2 separate regions of the Mus musculus genome follow, and region 1 is linked to region 2. A link is a loop called in an ENCODE intact Hi-C map of the cell type or tissue named here. Cell type or tissue: left cerebral cortex. All regions are shown on one strand.

Region 1 (8,000 bases), 1.9 Mb after region 2:
GTCAGGATGTCAGCCTTCCCCTTCCCCTTCCCCTTCTTGGGATTCCTGGAGGAAATCTTATATTTTTAGTTATGAGCCTAGCCGTTTAATGGCCGAGCCATCTCTCCAGCCCTCCTAGAGGAAATCTTAATTTTTTAGGTCCATTGTCTTAGCATTCCTCTTTCAATAAGGAGCAGAACATGTTTTAATAGTTTCTTAGCTCTGTGATAAGAACAATCAGAGTGTGGGTACCCATAAAGCCGGTAGGAACTGGCAGGAGCTGGGGAGCGGCAGTGCCCACTGTGTTCCTGGACAACACAGTTTCACTGGCTGGGGCTTCCAGTTTTGAAGAAGGTATGTGTTTAAATATGAAATAGCCTAAATCTTTTGTATGTTATCTAGCAAACATTTAGAATATGACCCAGACTAAACAAACAAACGTTGCTATTGTTTTTTAATCTCAAAGTTGAAAAACTGGATATGAACAAAAATTTCTGGACCCCAACAAACTCATGAAGTGTCCTGCCACCGAGGCCTGACTCAAATGCCCAGAGTTTCCCAGTTGATTCTCCACTAAGAAGACATTCCTTGCTTGGCCCCTCTAGGCAGAGTATAGGGTCTCACATAACAGACATTTGAAAGCTAGTTAAGACAAAAAAAAGTAAGCCGTAAAGAACAGCCTTGACCTCCTAACAACAGCGAGGTGAGGGTGAAGGGTAAGAAATGTTTAGCCTTGTTTATTGTTGTTATTTTGGGTTTGTGTGTTTTAGTCTTGAAAACCGAACTCAGGTCAGTCATTGTATTTGCTAAGCAAACACTACCTCTGAAACACTACCTCTGGTATTTCCTAACCTCTCAAACGTTGTTTATTGTTGATTGAATAGTTATCTAAGTTTAAAATGCAAAACAAGCAATCTTTTCTACTTAGATTACCTTTCTTTTGTTTTTTAATGACATTATTTTTAACTGGCAAGGGGAAGTTTATACATTAGTTGGGTCCAGCATGATATTTTGATATCTGTATAGAAGGCTGAGGATTAAATAGAGGGAGCGTCACCTGTTTACCTGTGCCTTGTGATACAAATCTCTTCTACCTGTTTTTCTCAGTCCTGTCTCTAAAATTCCCTCCCTTTTCTTTAGTGGTTTTCCCTTCTCTTCTGTCTTACAAGACATAAAAGGGAAGAGGGTAAGGTAACAACAATCAGCCTGAAGACTCCTCCCTCCCTACTACAAATCCCTGGGTGAATGAACTGCCTACTATGCTCTGTATCTCCCCTCCTCTCCTTTCTCTTTCTCTCTCCTCCAGTCAATTTTAGATGAAGCAAGGATCTCAAATTCCATTTAAAATGGTTGTCTAACGAATCAATGGCCCCTCTTCTTTATCTCTCCACTCATGATTGAGCATTAGAGAGCACTGTTTCCTTCTGACTTTAACATCTCAACAATTAAGATTTTTAAGTAGAAAATGAAGAAGAAGAAGAAGAAGAAGAAGAAGAAGAAGAAGAAGAAGAAGAAGAAGAAGAAGAAGAAGAAGAAGAAGAAAAGAGAAAAGAAAGAAAAGAGAAATGTGTGCCAGTTTGAATTCCAGAAGGAAGCACATATTTTAAGAGGAAAAATATCAGTACCAGGCTTAAATTTTATTTTATTTATATTTTTCCCCTGAAAGAAGGTCTCTATACGTTGCCCAGCAATTTATTGGTTCAAGTCACCCTCCATCTGGTGAGCAACTGGAATTATATAAAAGCAAAACTTTAAAATTTTAACTGTTACTGTTGTGTTATAATCTCTGAACTTTGCTCTGTAAAATACTTTATCAGAAGTGTCAGTAGGTTCATTTGATTATGCACCACATCTCTGCCTGCAGGACTTAGCAGGGGGCTGGTACTTTCAAGGCCTGATATTGGGAGATAAATGCACCCAGGCTTGAGCCAGGAAACTTGGCTTGGAGCATTACCAAAGATGATTAACAGAAGAGGTAAGAGTTGTCAGAACAAACTTCGAAAGACTTGAATGTGGACAAAGAAAATCTCAGCGTGCCCTCTGGGAATAATGTAACAATAGTAATGGGGATCGTTTGCTGTCTTTGATGTATCGGGATATCTCAGCTCGATAGAGATTGACTATAACGGATAAGATGTCAGTTTTTTTTCCAGATATTGACTGTGGAAAGGAAGTAGGGCTGGCGTGTGGCCTTTCCTTCTCAAGACCTCACCAGGGACGACACTCAATTCTCCACCAAGCGACTATTGTTCCACACAGACTTTATACTCCTGTATAGAAAAAATTCTCAAGTTGGGAAATCTCCAGAGCTCTAAAGAAATCAAGGAATAAAACACACCATACTGAGCTGGTGGTGATACGCGCCAAGGAGGAAAACGGAGCAGGTGGAAAAGGCTACTCCATGTAACTTTCACAGACACTCTTAAACCGAGCTGGCTATAAGTAGTCTCTTTGAACGGGACATTCGTAGTATGCAGTTTAGAGGCGCACAGACATGCTACTTCTGCACCTGGGTTTACCACCTCCGAGTCTGTTTACCATCCCTCAGCTAATTGAAAGCGCGCTTCGAGATGTTTTCATCTTCATCTCGAAGAAATATTGTGCGCAGCATGCTTTAATTAGTTATTACTTTCGGTTTCTGCAAGCAAATAGAAAGTGAATAAAACTTTGGTTTTGTGTGACGAGGAAAAAAAAAAGCTGCACCTTAGCAGAGGATGGTTTCGATCCATCGACCTCTGGGTTATGGGCCCAGCACGCTTCCGCTGCGCCACTCTGCTAGAGCTGCCTAGGTGTTCTTTGAAATCACACTTGTATAGTTCGATGTGAACACTGTCTTCTGACAGCTTTTTCCAATGTGTAGTGATTAGCTGATTTAATTGGTGATTTACATATAGCAAAATGAGCTCCGAAGGATTTTATTTTAAATAGATAAATGAAATTCAATGTTTCTTTAAGAAAATAGTTTGTCACTAACCTACTAGTCCCTTTCATTTGAAAGAACGATTTTATTTAAAATATGATTACTATGTACGAGTAATTGAAATTTAAGTAGGAAAAACGAATGATTCTAAGACAGATTGTATTTCGAATACATGATTTAGAAAAAAGGAAAACGAGACCTGCATTGGCCGGGAATCGAACCCGGGCCTCCCGCGTGGCAGGCGAGAATTCTACCACTGAACCACCAATGCTCCGGTAGTTTGTACTTTAATCGTACAAGTAATTATACTACCCATACGAGAAAATTCCATTTCAAAATATCACCTTTTTTAAAATAGTTATTAATATCATCTTACACTTTTAATGTTAACTATTAATAATGTTTCTTCCTTATTTACGGCAACACTGGGCGTCCCAAGCACTTGCAAGCCACCAGCTAGTAGACCGTAAGTCTCCATTCGGAGGTGGAAAGATTGACAGACTTGGGTGGTACCGGGGATCAAGGGTATTGAGACCCGGGGAGGGCACTACGGATTATGTGAATATCACCTCAGTGGAGGCGTTTCTCAGAAATCGCTTAGGAATCTGGGTGGACCCTGAAGGAACGTGAGCAGGACAATGAAGAAAAGTTAAGGGAATGAGAAGAGAGTCCAACGGAAAGGTGCAAAAGAGCAGACGAAAGGGAAGAGAGGAACCCCAATGCGCGCGCTGGTATGTCGGATCAGTGCTGCTCCCTACTGGTCGGAAGTCGGAAGACCGGAGGGGCGGATGCTAGAAATGAGGATTCGGCCTTAGGAGGTCAAGGTTGCATTTTCAGAAGTAACTCTGTAATGTTCTTTAGGAAAATCGAGTCTAGCAATGCCAATAAAGGATAACTTTTCCCCAAAGGCACAGTCATGACTTCCATAAAAACATAAAAATGAACTCGGGTTAAATGATTTTGTATAATAAATTCAAGATGTGACTGCTGTAACCTAATCAACAGAAAATCTAAAAAATAAAATGTCGAAATAAAATTGTGAGAAAAGCCATACCTGGTATTTCTTTTGAGCATACTAAATCTGGTTTTGCCCGGGGCCTCCTTTCAGGCCTTCCCAGGTGAGAATATAAATATGCAGCCCTACAGAAACTTCTGGAAAAGTAGAAAGGGTGTCGAAATGCTTTCCAAAAACCTTTAGGATTCCACATATATGTTGGGACAGAAGCTGACGGAGAAGCTCAGTGGTGAGTAAGGAGGAATAGAGAGAAGAGGGAAGAGAAAGAAAATTAAAAACAAAAACAAATAAAAACACACAATCAAAATAACCCCAACAAACTAACCTCTTAGCTATGTAAGCTCAAAATCCTAAATTAAGTAATGCACCCGGAGATAAACATACCCAGGCTTGACCCAGGAAACTTGGCTTGGAGCGTTACCAAAGATGATTAACAGAAGAGGTAAGAGTTGTCAGAACAAACTTCGAAAGACTTGGATGTGGACAAAGAAAATCTCAGCGTGCCCTCTGGGAATAATGTAACAATAGTAATGGAGATCGTTTGCTGTCTTTGATGTATCGGGATATCTCAGCATAGAGGAGAAAGAGCATTCAGCATTGAATCAAAATGCAAAACCTGTTCAGCAAAAGGCTCTGTTAAGACATTTAAAAACAAGCCACAGAGAGGCAGAAAATATGCACAGCATACCTGATGAAGGGTTTCTTATTTATATGTTGTTAATCAATCAAAACCCACAGACACTGAGGAAGGAGAGACTCTGGAAACATTGCTGGGAAGAGAGACCATGGCGTTACGATATCTTTGCCCAGAAGGTTTCTTAGGGTTTCCAGATGTTTAAGATGTCCAAAAAGGTCTCTCCACATTTAGGAAAAACTTTAATGCAAAATCGCTATTGCAAAGAACAAAAAGGACTCCTGCAAAAGAGGAAAGAGTTTTCTGCCATACAGTACTGCGATCATAAGATCTGTGCAGAAGGAATTTCCCTCATGTAAAAAGGAGTTAGAGGCTCAGGTAAAGAAACCCCCAAGTGGAGGCCTCAGAAGCAACATTTCTGTCTCCTCATTGCCCCACCAGAGGATTTAGGACGCACATGTTACTTTTCTTTTTGGCAGATTTACACTATTTGGTGGTGGTGGTGGTGGTGGTGGTGGTGGTGTGTGCATGCGTACCATGGCCTGCATGTGGCATGGCCTGCACCATAGGACATCATAGGACAACCGTTGGAAGCTGATTCTTGCCTTCTCCCCTGGGATCTTAGGACTGAACTCAGATGATCAAGGATGTACTCATCTCTTGAGTGCCATCTCTCCAGCCATGTGCCCCTCTTGTTCAACAAAGCTAGATTCTCATTATTTGTCTTACATGTGATGAGCTAAATTGCTTATCCTCGTCATCGGTCAGGACAAAGTGCTCACTAACTAACCTTCAGTCCCTTTAAGCATGAGCCAGGCAACAAGATGAGCTACCCTGAGTGAAGCACTGTATGATATGATTGTGCTACCCTTTAATCTAAAGTCCTCACAGCTGGCTCTTTCTGATGTAATCCCATCGAAGGAGGTGATTCCTCTTCCGTCGATCCTAAGGCACGGAGATAACACCGCTATCAAGGAAAGAGGTTACTAAGCAAAAACCATAACAAATAGATTTGATCTAATTTCGACATGTTGTGGGAACTTAGAGGTAGACCATTTAAAGACCCAGGGAGAACCCTCTCTTTAGGATTATATTTACTGAAGTATAGGCAGCAATGGACAGTAAAAATGTGCTTGCACAAACAGAAATAGGCTGAATGGGAGCCATAAGATGGCCCCATGACATGATTTGAATATGCTTGGCTAGGAAGTGACACTATTAGGAGGTGTGGCCTTGTTAGAATAGGTGTGTCACTGTGGGCATGGGCTTTAAGACCCTCAGCTGCCTGGAAGTCAGAATTCTGCTAGCAGCCTTCAGATGAAGATGTAGAACTCTCAGCTCCTTCTGCACCATGCCTGCCTGGATGCTGCCACGTTCCTGCCTTGATGATAATGGACTGAACCTCTGAACCTGTAAGCCAACCCCAGTTAAGTGTTGGCCTCTCCATGCAGCATTAGCCCCTCAGTGCTCTAGGATAAGACCCCCTGGAATGCCCCATCAGGTTAGGGAGGTCACAACATTTCTTCTGTGTAGCCAGCTGCTACACAGAATAGAAGGAGAAGTCTGACATAATATTCCTGGAGTATATAACTCTTTATAATTCCTGGAGTCTCTTCTCCTGGCTTCCATGACTGCCATTCTGTCTGGTGGTAACTGGATGACAGAAGCTACCACAGCATCCTGAGCTACACACACTCAGTGTCTTGGATGATGAAAGTTTCTGATGGAGGTGCGGTTGCTAGTGGAAATTTCTGTTGACAATGTCAGTTCCTAACAAAAAAAGCAGCATCTAGAGCTACTCCTGTATCTGCCAAAATATTCTGCTGTCATTAAACACAAAAATGGCAGCTTTTCCTTTTATTTCCCAGATGTTCCTCCTGTATCCTGAAGTTGTGTTATTTGTATGAGTTTTGTACACAACTTTATATTATGTGTACATGGTCTTGTGTACTGTGCATTCCAATGTGATTTCTGTTCCCCTGAGATCTAGTTACTGTCCAGACATGGGCATTGTCATAAATATTCAAGGCTCTCCTGTATCAATGTGGTGTAAAAGATGCTCAACAGTTACCTCTGATTGGTTAATAAAAGATCTCTGAGTCTGAGGCAACTCTGGACTACAGAGCAAGTTCCAGGACAGCAAGGGTTACACAGAGAAACGGTCTCAAAAATAAATAAATAAATAAATAAATAAATAAATAAATAAATAAATAAATCGAAGTAGATTCTTGTCAATTTGATCAAGACTCCAGAAAATAACAACTTAACTTTCTTTCTTTAGGAGACAATGGGCTACATGATCCAGAACAGTATAGATGACTCAGCATTTTAGTGATGGTCTCCCTTTGCCAACCAAGTGGGTAACCAGGCGCTCCTCATCCCTTTTATTACCTTCACTAGCAAAATATGTGATTGCGAATCTTAAGTGGAGGTACTTACTCTAGATTATTTAAATGACACCCAAATCACATCATGAATATTTATGAGACAGGTTGAGTGAGATTCTACTGAGGTTCACAATGTAGAGAAAGAAATGTGAAAGGAGCCAGAAGTGAGAGAAGATTTTTAATTTACCTTGCTTCATAAATTTCTATTTTTCAAGATTGTCAAACGGTCAACTCTATCAGCATTGTAGAGTGCTGATATTCTTATGAGTTCTTTCATTGTATTAAAATCAACGTCTCAATTTTTATCCAGTGATAGGAATTCTGCTCTTTATGAAAGAAACTACATTTCCTGAGCACTTTTCCAGTACCGATGTCAATGACATCAGGACAAAGTGCGTCCTACTCAATGCTGAACGAATTCATGCTTTCCATAAAAAGTCTTCAAGAGGTTTTGTATTCTGATTACTCAATTCTTCACTTACTCCCTATTCTATGAAGGCATTTTAGTTGCAAAATAGATTGATTAAAGTGCAAGTCCCAGAGCTACAACCAATAGCTTATTAGTACATTCTCCCAGGTAAGGATTATATGGAATGTATTGCCAATCATATTTTTAAAACTTTTAGAAATGTAGTAGAAAATGAAGTTGACATATATATACTGAATTATGTTAAATACCTGCCACTTATTTGTTGATTTTATCTTAAATCATATTTCTCACATCTTCAGAACTAGTTTTCCTACCTCACCCATCCTCTTAAAGTTATCACTCCTTTCATTTTTTTTTAATTCAGACAGGCTTTTGATTGACAATTGTCAATTAGTATAGCGAAACATTTAAATCCTATAGCAATAGTGAATTCTTTCTAAAGTAGTAGCATTTTACTAGTCAGTTTTTATCGGGGCGGGGTGATTTAACACAGTTAGGAGCACATAGAATTATTCTACCCCCTCAGTCACTGTTGCTCCACATTGTACAAAAGTTTAATGAGAGGGGCCAGCAGAGATCATGAAACACTTATCATATGTACATATATATACACATTAACTAATAGGAAAATATTT
Region 2 (8,000 bases):
ATGTCTTTGAATCTGTTTGAATGTCTTCTCAAATATGATTCTAAGATTAAATCTTAACCCCTCATTTACCCTGAGGAGATCCACGAAACATTATTCCCATGTTTCCATAAGGAGTAGCCATATATGGAGAACAGCTGTTCAGTAACGGGGCTAGGATTCTGTAACGAAGGCAGTAGAGATGTTCTGAGCTATATTTCTCATGTGTGTTTCTCTTGATCAATGGCTCAGTTATCTAGTTTTAATATACCACATTACAATTTAGTCCTAAAACATGTCAGAAGAACTATGCAAGACCCAAGAGAAATTCCTCAAAGTAAATCCCACCTTCATTTCCAAAGACGTTGAAAACAGCATTTATATGTTTCTTGGAAATTAGTCATTTTTATGTCTGCACCATAAGTATGTTTTGTACTCTCCCCCGACCCCAGTACTCTGAATTTGAGGTACCTCAACCCAAAGGAGTAGTTTGTCCAGAGAAATAGAAAAGCAACAGCCCCGCCCCCAACCCATGGGAACAGAAAGAAAAGAATTATACTAAGAAATTATTTTAAAACTTAGGAGAAGCGGCAGAAATAAAACCATAGATATATAGACTCATGGCCTATGAGAGAAGAATTTAACTCAAAATGGTAAATAATCTGTTAAGCATTGAACTAAACCAGTTTGATGAACTCAAATGCCCTCTGCTCAATAGGCAGGACTCTCGGAGGAGCCTGTGTTACTTCCTTCACTTAAGTGCAGATTTGTAATAAAAATCATAATGCCAAAGGCAAGGTTTTGGGCTACACAAGAAGCTAACCACTTGGAGAATCGTCTTTGATGGGTCAGAAAACTGTACAGTCCAAGATCAGTTTATAATTTACGAAGAAAATAGAAAGTTTTGTTTCTCTGAGTTGAAATTTGCTGAACACCGCAGGAAATATTGCAAGTTTTTGGCAGAAGGCTTAATGCTTTGCTCACTTTTTGAGATGTGCATGAAGCCCGAGACTTCGGGGAACATTATTTTTTAAAAATCGGGCAATTCGATGTAGGGAATTTTGACATTTTTGGCTTTTTTTGAGGTGTAACAAACACAACTCCGCATCTGAGAGGACACTCCGCGGCTGCCAGCGAGGCGGGCTGGACAGCGCACCAATCACGGCGCAGCTCCGCCCTATATAAACGGGCGGGCGCAGCGCCGCGGCCCGAGTCCTGGCCAGTCCCTCTGCTTCCGGCTCGAGTTCTCTCTCCTCACACGCTTCGCCATGTCCGAGACCGCGCCTGCTGCGCCCGCCGCACCGGCCCCCGCCGAGAAGACACCCGTCAAGAAGAAGGCCCGCAAGGCCGCAGGTGGCGCGAAGCGCAAAACCTCCGGACCCCCGGTGTCCGAACTCATCACCAAGGCTGTGGCCGCCTCCAAGGAGCGCAGCGGCGTGTCCCTGGCTGCGCTCAAGAAGGCGCTGGCGGCCGCGGGGTACGATGTGGAGAAGAACAACAGCCGCATCAAGCTCGGCCTGAAGAGCCTGGTGAGCAAGGGTACCCTGGTGCAGACCAAGGGCACCGGCGCCTCCGGCTCCTTCAAACTCAACAAGAAGGCGGCTTCCGGTGAGGCTAAGCCCAAAGCAAAAAGGGCAGGCGCGGCCAAGGCGAAGAAGCCTGCGGGCGCAGCCAAGAAGCCCAAGAAGGCTGCGGGGACAGCCACCGCCAAGAAGAGCACCAAGAAGACTCCAAAGAAAGCGAAGAAGCCAGCTGCAGCTGCAGGAGCCAAAAAAGCTAAGAGCCCGAAGAAGGCAAAGGCAACTAAGGCTAAGAAGGCGCCCAAGAGCCCTGCCAAGGCGAAAACGGTAAAGCCTAAAGCGGCCAAACCAAAAACCTCCAAGCCTAAGGCAGCTAAGCCAAAGAAAACCGCAGCCAAGAAAAAGTAAATTTTCTTTGGCCAACTGCTTAGAAGCCCAACAACCCAAAGGCTCTTTTCAGAGCCACCCACAACTCTCAGTAAAAGAGCTGTTGCACATTCACAGGGGGTGTGGTTAGGGTGGGAACAAACCTTAGTGGGCTGAGCTTAGCAGAGGAGGCTGGGGATATGTGGGTGTGCGCAATGGTGTTAACTCTAGCTTAGCTATCTGAAGGTCTGTACATAATCTCCTGTATGTGTGGTGGTGGTGGGTAAGTTCATATCCCACAAGTGACCCTTAGAGACCATGGGAATGAAGTAGTTTACTCCCGGCTGCCACGTCGATAACTTTTAAGGGAGATAGCAGAATGATTTAGAGATAGAATCTTAAGCATTGAGCGATTCAGTGCGTAAAGAGCAGGATCGATGTCCTGACAACCCCACCCGCATCTCATCTCAGTTCTGACTGCTGAAATCAAGCATACAAACCCAACTAGAGTACTTTTTTTTCTGTGTTCCCCCATGTTTGATAGCGATCGTGCTTAAATAGGTTAGCTATAGCAGATTTGTGCAGTTTAATTCGTACGTCCCGATTGGTGAAAGCGAAGTGACAAGACAGCCAATGAGACAGTAGACCTTCAAGTGTCGTTTACGTTCCTGTTCGTGACGAAACACTAAAACTAACCCAATCCTGAAAGAAATCTTATTAACCTCATTTGAATACTGCGTAATGTAAATGAATGTGGTGTTAACTGGTGACGGAGTAGGTATTTTACCAAATGTTTAGTGTGCCCAAGGGAGGGAGTTAAATTTTACACAATCCCTGAGCTGGCGAAGTCCGAGCCTGCCCCACAGAAGGATTCTTAGAAGCTGCCATCAACAAACAGAAGGACAAGGAGCGCAAACGCTACTGAAAGGAGAGCTTCTAGCAAGTGTACAACGTGCTGAAGCAGGTGAGCCCCAACATGAGCATCTTATCCAAGGCCATGGGCATCAATTACATTTTAAAGCACATTGCCTGCATCGTGCCGCATTACAAAAAGCGAGTAACCGTCATATCTCAGTTGATCCAGACTGCCATTCTCCTGCATTGCCCAGGAAGCTGGCAGAGCACCAAGCCTGTTACCAAGAAAACAAACCAAGTGCGCATTTGCACGAATGATTTCAAGGACTTTAAAGAGCCAGGCATTCTTTCAACAAATGAGTTGTTGTTGTTTCAAGTATCCTTAAACTTAAAACTATGCGGTTTTTTGGTTTTTGTTTGTTTGTTTGTTTGTTTGTTTGTTTTTTCTCAATCTGTTGGACATGTGATCAAGAAGTATAGGCCAAGTTAGCCCGGAATTTTCAATCCTTCCCAAGTGAAATTTATTCCCGTGTACTACCATGCCTGCCAGGGTTCTCATGCTTCAAACTTGTGTTTATGTGAACTCGGTGGTGCCCTGGAAATGAGGGTGATCGTAATGGTTTCAGGGAACCACACACTCACTGGCACATACATCCACATGGCATACAAGTTCAGAATAGTTAATTTGCTATCAATTATAGGTACTAAAATTAACTAAAGATGTTTTAAGCATGCAGCTCTTTATCTGTGCGCTTACGTATCCAAGTTCCTCTTCTAGAGACTGAACCGACCTTAGCATCCCGAGATTGCTCTCCTTGAGCACAAATGAGCACTCTCAAACAATTTCGTTTCAATTGGAGCTTTTGCTTTCTTCTTCATTCCAACCCACAACCTTTTCTTTTTATAAGGTATGTGTCTTATAGAAAAAGGGTTTAAGACAAGAGTTCCCACAGAAATGTGGTTGTTTGTAGATGCTTGCTTTGCAAGCAGGCCAATTTCAATGTGACTGGATTTGCCACTGGCAGAGATTATGCTCTGGCAGAAGGAAAAGCAATCAGGGATGATTAGGTTCTCTGTTACTGTATCTTAAACAGTTACTTAGTTCACGTCTTTGGCAGCTTTCAACAAGTATGTGTCCTAGGTGCCCCTTGCCCATAGTGGTGGTGCACTTGTTACACCTGGAAAGCAGGAAGCAGGCTGAAGCCAGAAGGAGGAAAATCCAGGTCTGTCAGATGTAGCTGTGTCTTCACCAGGCAGACTGGCATCTTGTGCTTAGGGAAGAGATGATGGCAGAGAAAATAAATCAAGGAAATAGAGAGGCTGAGAAGTAGTGTGGCTAGGAGAAAAGCAAATACAGGTTTTTAAAAAAATCTCAACATGGATCAGGTCGAATTTGAAGTATACTGGATAGGATGGAGGAAGCAGTGAATTTAGAACCTCACGAACTCACACCCTCACGAACAATAACAGGGTCATGTTGTAGGGATAGACTGTTGAGTAATGACACGTTTGATACCACTATAGACAAATAAAAATCCTACTGATGTTTTCCTTTTACAAAATACGACACTGCTCAGGTCAAGGGACATGGCCTGTGTGAAACCCCAAGATCTACAGCTGACTTTTGCCCTGCCTAAACTCTGGTACATAAAGTATTACTTTGACCTTGAAGTAGAGCCTTAAACAGCATCTTGAGCTAGTGATGTTGAGGCACGAGACAAAAGATCTTTCTTCAGCAGAAAATGTAAGTTCACACTGCCAAGCACAACTACACCGAAAAGCTCAAGCTCTGAACTTGGCTCTGGATCAGGCTTACATTCTAGAATACAAATCAACAGATACAGTAGCTAAACTGGACATTTAATTAAGGTTTTGCTAAGGTACTCTTGTGTCTTGGAGCACCAGGGAGATCCAGTACTAATTATTTATTACTTTGCATTCTTAGAACTGTGCATCCGTGTATGAGGTAGAAACACTGGGATCATTGCTGAGAATTTTCTAAAGTTGATGGATTTTCAAGACAAGAAATAAATAAATGAAAATTATTACAAGATGCTCATCATGTTATGCTGACTCGAAGTATAAGCTCTTAACAAATACAGTACTCATTGTCTGGTGGTCCTCTTCTGGCCTCCTGGGGTACACATGCAATGCACATATATAAATATAGGCATATGTATAAATCATACACATACAATAAAAATAATAAATTTCTTGAAAGGAAAGAAAGCCATAGGATGTGGTGGTGCAGGCCTTTAATCCCAGCCACTCAGGAGTTAGAAGCAGGCAGATCTCTATGAGTTTGGCAGACTGGTCTACAAATCAAGCCTATAAAGACCACATAGTGAGACAAAGAGAGAGAAAGAGAGAATATGAAGGAAAGAAAAAGAAAAGCTAACATCATTGTCCTTTCCATAATAATGATTTGGGAGTTTTTAAGTCAAAATATTTGCGTGTGTATGTGTTTAGCGTTTACTGAGTTGCAATTTCCTTCCACCATTTAATTCTCAGTTAGTAATTAGTTATGAATTTTATCCTTTATGTGTTGATATCACATGAAATTACATGCTACTCTTTCTTGACCTCTTTAAAGAAATAGAGTTGGAGTTCCTAATGTTGGTTCTTGCTTGCATTTATAAGACAGGTATTTTTAGTTCATGATGAGTTATTTAATTAAACTATGTCTTAATTAATTAGATAAAATACATTTTTGTTAACATTTTACATGAATTCTTCCCAACTTATTTTCACATATGAATTTTTTCTTTGAGGGCTACCTTCCCTAGGTTTTGTCATTAAGGTTATGACAGCTTCATGGTCTTGTTTATCTATTGCTATATGAAGAAAGAAGGAAAGGAAGAGAAAGAAGAAAGAAAGAAAGAAAGAAAGAAAGAAAGAAAGAAAGAAAGAAAGAAAGAGAGAGGGAGGGAGGGAGGGAGGAAGGGGGGTAGGAAGGGAGAGAGGGAGGGAGGGAGGGAGGGAGGGAGGAAGGAAGGAAGGAAGGAAGGAAGGAAGGAAGGAAGGAAGGAAGGAAGGAAGGAAGAAAAAAGTCCAAACAGGAATACTTAAGTCAGTGAGTAGCTATCATTTATTGTCTCCTGTGAGTCAAACGTTAAGTGGGAGCTTAAACCTGAGGGACCTCTCCTGAGGGTGAATCAGGTTGAACCATGACTGTGGTCATCCACGAGCTTTGAAATACGTGAATGTTCCAAAGAGCTTCCACATTTGCCACGCCGGGCTCTTTAGAAACCTCATTGACCATCTTCAAAACAAAGAATTCCAATATGGAAGGCTCTAACAAGAAGATTACTGATAATCCCAGCCAGTCTGGTCTACATAGTATGTCCTTGTCTCAGGAAAAGAGATTGGGGGGTGGGGGTGGCAGAGGGGGAGTGGGGAGGAGCCAGGTGGATCTCTGTGAGTTCTAGGTCAGTCAGGTTCATATAGTAAACATTATCTTTAAAAGGAAAAAGGAAGGAAGGGAGGAAGGAAGGAAATAAATAATGGAGGGAAAAGGCAGCTCAACCTAATGAATGAGATCACAGAAAGCAGAAGAGTGGAATGAGCAACATTTTGGTCACTGAGGTTGTAGCTCAGCTTCTAGCATACTTGCCCAGCATTCATGAAGCCTTGAGTTTGACTCCTAGCATTACATAAATGGAGCATAGCAATGGATGCTGGAAATTCTGCTCTACATGGAATTCAAAGGTAGCCTACTCTGACTTGTAAAAAAATTGAATTAATTCATCTAAGAAACTGCAAACTATAAAACAAATTTGCAAAGATTGATTGTTGGTATTGTATAACATAGGTTTGGCCAGTCTGCTCTTAAGAAATAAATGGTAATTAAAACAAGAAAATGCATACTTATAAGATAATTATATCTCAATACTGTAGCATGTAACATGGTAAGAAAATAATATGGATTAACAAATTAATGGGTTTTATGAGATAGAGAGATGGCTCAGCAGTTAAGAGCACTGACTGCTCTTCTAGAGGTCCAGAGGTCCCAGCAACCAACATGGTGGCTCACAACCATTTGCAATGGAGTCTGTTGACTTCTTCTGGTGTGTCTGAAGAGAGCAATAGTATACTCACCTACATTAAATAAATAAATAAATAAATAAATAAATAAATAAATAAATCTTTTAAAAATATAAATAAAAATTAAAAAATTGATGGGCTTTCAAGTTATGCAGAACGTGGAGGCAGTGACAGGAAGATCAATGTAACTTCAAGGCCAGTCTTGGTCTGCATAGGGAGTTCCAGGATAGCCAGGGAAATCAAAGCAAGAAAATAAAATAAAGCTAGACCCAAACTTAATTAATTTGTAAAGTATAAGACTAGTAATTGATAAAATTTTAAGTATAATATTAGAAACATAAGGTAACAAATTAAGAATTGGAAAAAAAGAGAAGAAACAAAATAGAAGATTTAGTCTTGTAGAAGTGCAAAGCAATGACCCTATGATTTGCACATTTGAGAGGTGGGGACAAGGGAATCAGGAACTCAGGGTCAAAAGTTAATTCAAGTAGAGCTTGGACTACATAGTAAATACATGGCAAGATCCTGTGTCCAATAAAGAAATGAATGAAAGGGAGCTGGAGAGATGGCTCAGCGGTTAAGAGCAATTCTGAAGGTCCTGAGTTCAAATCTCAGCCACCACATGGTGGCTCACTACCACCTGTAATGAGAGCTGATGCCCTCTTCTGGTGTGTGTCTGAAGACAGCTACAGTGTACTTAGATATAATAATAAATCAATCTTTAAAAAAAAAAGAGGGCTGGTGAGATGGCTCAGTGGGTTAGAGCACCCGACTGCTCTTCCAAAGGTCCAGAGTTCAAATCCCAGCAACCACATGGTGGCTCACAACCATCCATAACAAGATCTGACCCCCTCTTCTGAGTGTCTGAAGACAGCTACAATGTACTTACATATAATAAATAAATAAATAAATAAATAAATAAATAAATAAATAAATAAATAAATAAAAGAAATGAATGAAAGAATAGCTATTGTACACAAAGTTATAGAGCATTACAACAAAATAGCACATATTAAAAGTAGCCAAGACACAGTGCAGAATGGAAGATGCTTTCAAGCACATCGTCATCTCTGAGCAAGGATATAAGACAACACCATGTGCCCTTCTGAAGAAAGTACAAGGGCTTGAGATAGAAGTGAATGCTATAATGGAGAATCCATGGTGTACTTCACCTGAGGACTTTGATGTCCCACTAATGTTCCTTATGGAAAGGAGCACATATTTGCATGGAGACATATA

What was found. Hi-C counts contacts between places; a loop is a spot of excess contacts. Peaks named below come from ENCODE experiments on the same cell type or tissue, not always from the same donor. Only the 100,000 strongest peaks of a DNase experiment are listed, where the experiment ranks them.
Region 1: it touches region 2 in a loop (5-fold over the local background); 3 of 42 quality-filtered maps call a loop at or near these places.

What each region holds. Positions count from the first base shown.
Region 1 is chr13:21,705,750-21,713,749 of GRCm38, reverse strand. n-TGgcc7 (a tRNA gene) reads right to left here and starts at 3,170; the gene lies at 3,100-3,170. n-TMcat7 (a tRNA gene) reads right to left here and starts at 2,756; the gene lies at 2,685-2,756. In left cerebral cortex, a CTCF peak has its summit at 3,658 (motif pointing left); DNase peaks (open chromatin) are centred at 2,738, 3,161 and 3,565; H3K4me3 peaks cover 1,935 bases; H3K27ac peaks cover 721 bases.
Region 2 is chr13:23,615,742-23,623,741 of GRCm38, reverse strand. H2bc6 (H2B clustered histone 6) reads left to right here and starts at 2,648. Exons shown (of 2, transcript NM_001177653.1): 1 at 2,648-2,826. H1f4 (H1.4 linker histone, cluster member) reads left to right here and starts at 1,184. Exons shown (of 1, transcript NM_015787.4): 1 at 1,184-1,965. The coding sequence starts at 1,245. The coding sequence ends at 1,904. In left cerebral cortex, no CTCF peak of the experiment used is centred here; DNase peaks (open chromatin) are centred at 1,614, 2,050, 2,558, 3,281 and 3 more places; H3K4me3 peaks cover 3,493 bases; H3K27ac peaks cover 2,895 bases.